Regions from separate parts of the Homo sapiens genome. Here region 1 is linked to region 2. Evidence: chromatin contacts called from ENCODE Hi-C or POLR2A ChIA-PET data. All regions are on one chromosome and are shown on one strand. Each heading gives the region's core, a stretch centred on a gene start or an enhancer-like site at or near the end of the contact. The rest is flanking DNA. Distances are from core to core; before and after follow the strand shown.

Region 1 (2,700 bases), core at 85-2,584, 3.9 Mb after region 2:
GCGCCTGTAATCTCAGCTACTCGGGAGGCTGAGGCAGGAGAATCACTTGAACCTGGGCGGCAGAGGTTGCGCCACTGCACTCCAGCCTGGGCGACAGAGTGAGACTGTCTCAAAAAAAAAAAAATAAATTATTAGTATAACCAAATGAAGTACTTGAATCTTGTTTTGATCTTAATTTAAACAAATATTCAGAAAGACTTTTTTTTTTTTTTTTTTTTGTCAATTGGAGAAGTTTTACCAGAGATTTGGTATTAGTTATCAGGCAGTTGTTAATTTTGTTTTGTGTGACAGTGGTACTTTGTTTATATAAGAAACTGTCCATATTTTTAGAGATGCATCTGTACAGTACGTTAGATAATGTAGTATTTCTGGGGCTTGCTTTAAAATACTACAGGAAAGAAAAAGGATAGTTTAAATAAGCATGGCAGGCTGGGTGTGGTGGCTCACGCCTGTAATCCTAGCACTTTGGGAGGCTGAGGCGGGCGATCACCTGAGGTCAGGAGTTCAAGACAAGCCTGGCCAACAAGGCGAAACCCCGTCTCTACTAAAAAATACAAAAATTAGCTGGGCGTGGTGGCACGCGCCTGTAATCCCAGCTACTTGGGAGGCTGAAGCAGGACAATCTGTTGAACCCGGGAGGCAGAGGTTGCAGTGAGCCAAGATCGTGCCACTGCACTCTAGCCTGGGCAACAAGAGCGAGACTCCGTCTCAAAAAAATAAATAAGCATGGCAAATCTTAATACCTTTTGAGTCTTGGTGAAAGCTATATGAAGGATTGTTGTAGTATACCCTCAACTTTTGAATATGTTTGAAAATCTTAATAATTACATATACAGCAGTAAAAGCAATAAACGAATGTTAGAACTCCTACTGTTGGCAAACATAATGTTTGAAATGCTTTACTACAAAAAATTAAGATTTTCTAACTTTATTTTAAATTTCTGTCTCCTGTTTTTTTGTATTTATATATATAAATATAACATTCATATATATGTTCATATATATATATATATATATATATATAACTAAAGTTACTGTTGACCAAGTCTTCCTCCAGGCTCTCTATTTCACTTTTAAGTGCCAAAAATGGATATTTAGGCTTGGTATTTGTTTACAGTTTTTCTGTTCATAATGACAACATGGTAGTGAATAGCTCTGGGTAATCTCCAGCAAATCAAAAGTACCAGAGGTAATTAGCATGAGGACCTGTTAAGTGTATAAACTTGAGCCTTGATAAAATTGTAGTACCCAAAAATGAATAAAGTATCCCAGAAATAATGCTTTTTCTTTTTTCACATTTTATGAAACAGTTTAACACTCAGAATACAGAGTTGACACACATAAACTTTTCCTTTGTGGTTTCACGTGTTTACATCTTTCTGGGTCTGTCTATTTGCATGCCTACCACAACTTCCCAGGTGTCTGTCTTTAAGGGACTTCACACAATTACTTTTTTAATTAATGTTCTTAAAACTGTCTTTGGCTAGAGATTCAAAATATTTTAAGAGTGATGGAAACTGATGTTGAGAGAGTAAAGATTTCAAAACAACTTAGCATGACTAGGTGTTTCCCTCTGTGACTTTGACTACCAAATCATTAACTCCTGTGATAACAATGAACATTTCACAACGTTTAAAAGTTCTCTTATTTTACTATTGGATTTTTATAAGTAGTTAGAAATTTATGCAAGAAAGTATTGCCACTGTCTTCATGAGGAAACTGAGGCTTGAGAATCTTGTGATTTCCTTAAAGTCATACAGCTGGTTAGCGGTAGAATTAGACCTTAAATCAGTTTATTTTCATGGTCAGTTTGGCTCAGTTATTGTGCTTTGGAGAGGAAATTGATACTTTTACAAAGATGAAGAATTTTTTTTTTCATAAATACCTTACAACTTTAGATGCTAAAAGGCGTAAGTTAAGGCCGGGCGCGGTGGCTCACACCTGTAATCCCAACGCTTTGGGAGGCTGAGGCGGGAGGATCATTTCAGCCCAGGAGGCCAAGACCAGCCTGGGCAGCGTAGTGAAACTTTGTCTCTACAAGAAATTTCAAAAATTAGCCGGGCGTGATGGTGCATGCCTGCAGTCCTAGCTACTCAGGAGGCTGAGGTGGGGGGATCGCTTGAGCCCAGGAATTTGAGGTTATAGTGGTCTATGTTTGCGTCACTGCACTCCAGCCTGTGCGACAATTGAGACCCTATCTCTTAACTTTTTTTTTTTTTTTTTTTTTTTTTTTTAAAGAAACACAGCGGCTGACTGGGAAAAGTTTTGTAAGAGAAGACAGACTTAATATCCAGAATATATAAAATGCTCTTACAGATCAGAAGGAAAATCATTCATTAGAAGCAAATGTAAAGAATGTCACCAAAGAGGAAATGAGTCACTAGTACATATATGAGAAGATGCTCAAACTCCTTATTAACAGGGAAAATGTAGATTAAAGTGACCATTTGCTACCCATGATATTTACAAGAATTTTTAAAAGATGGAAAATAGTGACTGTTGTTAAGGGTATGGGAAAACAATCACACATCCCTGTATACTGTTGATAAGTTCATCTTTTTTTTGAAGTTAGTTTGGCCAAACATATGTTCTGCCTGGGCTTAAACCATGTAGTAGGCACATTACATCAACTTAGTATTTAAAAGATGGTAAGAGGGAGCCGAGAAATTAATGCTAACTTTAAAGAACATACGTCTAGTC
Region 2 (2,700 bases), core at 84-2,583:
CATTTATTTAAAACGGAAAAAAAGAAAGCAACAGGATCTTCAACCTTCATAACTCAAAAAACCCAGCCTCAGCCGAGCGCCTGGAATAGGTTAAGATCCCCCACGAAGTACAGACCAGCATTCCGAGCCTGCAGAGTCAACCAAAATACAGTTACTGAACACTATTGGAAATAACTTTATTTCAACAGGTCTTCCCATTTGTCATCACGGTGCGCACAAACTGTAAAGTCATCGTTTTTACAAACGGGGGGACGGAGGCTCGGGCTCTACAAAGGCTCGAACTCTCAGAGTCGTGGCCTCCTGGTTCTATCCATCAGAACCCACGGGTGATGGAGCCAGAGAAAGGTTACAGGAACTTCGAGATCTCCTGTTTTAAGTCTGAGGAAAGGGAGGGAGTGAGGATTTTCTGGGCCTCCCCAGAAGACGACGAGGAGGAAAAGCCCCGAAACCCCTCACTACGAGGTGCCGGCCTACGGGAAAGAAACCCGATCGCAGCATGGGAGCCTGCCACCGCCCGAAGACGAACTGCAGTGATTCCCACTCACCCCTCTCCCCCCACCATCATCCACGACTGTCCCCCACCTCAGGCCTGAGGAAGCCCATCGCTCTCAAAGGTCCTCCTTTGTGAGACTCCACGGCCGCCGCCCCACACGGGGCCTCCGGGGAAAAGCCACCGCCCCCACCCGCCATATTTCCCTGAAAGGCGCCCGCGCTACAGCTCCCGGTCTTCGCTCTCTCCCATGTGGCGGGTGCTGCTTCCCCCGTCACCCCACCCAATTGTTCTCCACATCCCAAGGCCGTCCCAGAAGCTCCCATGAGGGTGGCTCGTTCGGAGACAGCACCCGCCATCTCCTCCCCCTCCCCCGCCCCGGGACTCGCCCTCCCCCCAGCCGCCATTTTACAACCAACTCCTCCACCCCGTCGCCCCGGCCTCCCGGCCCGCGAGTTGTTTGCAGTTAAGGACGGCGAAGGGGTCACATTCCAGGGCATAGAGCCTCCCATCGCCCCGGGAGCTCCCAGGCCATTTCCTGCTTCCCGAACCCAAGCCCCCGGGCCAGGCTCGCAGACGATGCCGCCATTTTGTCTCCTGTTCCCGGCCTCTGTGGGCGGCGGCAGAGGGTCCGAGAATTCCAGCCCCCCGTTGCCCCCCCAACTCACCGTCGTATCGCTCAGCCTGCTCGGCCAGCTTCGCCTGGTACACCAGATCCTCTCGATCATCCATAGCGGCAGCGGCTCCGGCAGGGTCTGCGCGACGGATGGAAGCGGATAGTGTCTCCGACTCTCTCAGCCTCTCGCTCCGCGTCCGGGCAGCAAAAATGGCGGCGCCTCAATCCGGGACTTCCGCCTGCGCACGCGGACAACTGCTCAGCTCTATGGCAACCGCTCCCTGGCAACTGGCGCGGGGGGCGGGTCCTGGAACTCGGCGCCCGAAGCGGCTGGAACGAGCGCACGAGACGCCTCTCCTCTGTCGGCTCAGCGGGCGCCGGAGCCCAGAGGCGGGAACTGCGACTGCCGAAAGGGAGCGGCCCCCGGGGAACGAGAAGGGCTGAGGCGGGGCCGGCCGGGACTGCTCCTGAAAAAAGCCAGCGAGAGACCTGGGTCAGACCGGGGCCCGAGGCCCGACCTGCGGAAAAGAACGACGGAGGCTGTAACGGTTTCTGTCATGGCAGGTCTTCTTTCCCGAAATCTGAGGCTGTCACTACCGCGCCCTGGTTTTCTTTTCTTTTTTCTTTTTTCTTTTTTCTTTTTGAGACGGAGTTTCCCTCTTGTTCCCCAGGCTGGAGTGCAGTGGTGCGATCTCGGGTTACCACAACGTCCGCCTTCCCGGGTTCAAGTGATTCTGCTGCCTCAGCCTCTCGAGTAGCTGGGATTTCAGGCCCCCGCCACCACCCCCAGCTTTTGTATTTTTAATAGAGATGGGGTTTCACCATGTTGGCCAGGCTGGTCTCGAACTCCCGACCTCAGATGATCCGCCCCCCCTCGGCCTCCCAAAGCGCTGGGATTCCAGGGGTGAGCCACCGCGCCCAGCCCACGTCCTAGTTTTCTCGGCCAAGCCTGGTCATGGGCCTTTTTCAGACACTTTTAGACTCAGGGTAACGAACCGGGCCCTGGCCGGGCGCGGCGGCTCATGCCTGTCATCCCAGCACTTTGGGAGGCCAAGGCGGGAGGATCACAAGGTCAGGAGTTCGAGACCAGCCTGGCCAATATAGTGAAACCCCGTCTCTACTAAAAATACAAAAAATTAGCTTGGCATGGTGGTGCATGCCTGTCATCCCAGCTACTCAGGAGGCTGAGGCAGGAGAATCTCTTGAACCCGGGAGGCGGAGGTTACAGTGAGCCGAGATCCTCCCATTGCACTCCAGCCCAGGCGACAGTGTGAGACTGTGTTTCAAAAGAAAAATTATATATATATACAAAAATTAGCTGGGCGTGGTGGTGCATGCCTGTAATCCCAGCTACTCCAGAGGCTGAGGCAGGAGAATCGCTTGAACCCGGGAGTGGGAGGGTGCAGTGAACCGAGAGCACACCATTGCACTCCAGCCTGGGCAACAAGAGCACAACTCTGTCTCAAAACAAAGAAAAAGAAAAAAAACGAACTGGGCCCTGTTACAGTTGTCAGGGACAGGGGAGCTCCAGTTTTCACGCCTCAACTTTCCCCTCACACTGATCTTTGTCTTCTCCTGTTTAACCTTTTTCCCT

The links. Hi-C counts contacts between places; a loop is a spot of excess contacts on that map. ChIA-PET counts read pairs that join two places held with the same protein, here RNA polymerase II (POLR2A).
Region 1: a loop to region 2 is called in a map of transverse colon, with 22 times the contacts of the local background. The contact joins the enhancer-like site here to the promoter of YWHAE in region 2. A Hi-C loop is called at or near these places in 1 of 168 maps with a recorded cell type or tissue (transverse colon). POLR2A ChIA-PET finds 5 or more read pairs at or near these places in 1 of 52 experiments (WTC11).

The regions. Positions count from the first base shown.
Region 1 is chr17:5,328,822-5,331,521 of GRCh38, forward strand. The region is part of intron 2 of RABEP1 (rabaptin, RAB GTPase binding effector protein 1); the gene reads left to right. Among named protein-coding and RNA genes, the nearest start is that of RABEP1, 48 kb to the left of the region's middle. Within about 2 kb of position 1,335, at least 3 of the 41 ENCODE cell types and tissues checked have a DNase peak (open chromatin) inside an H3K27ac peak, as active enhancers do.
Region 2 is chr17:1,398,889-1,401,588 of GRCh38, forward strand. It overlaps YWHAE (tyrosine 3-monooxygenase/tryptophan 5-monooxygenase activation protein epsilon), which reads right to left and starts at 1,334. Exons shown (of 6, transcript NM_006761.5): 1 at 1,159-1,334. The coding sequence starts at 1,222. RefSeq lists enhancers at 1-556, 557-1,194, 1,195-1,832.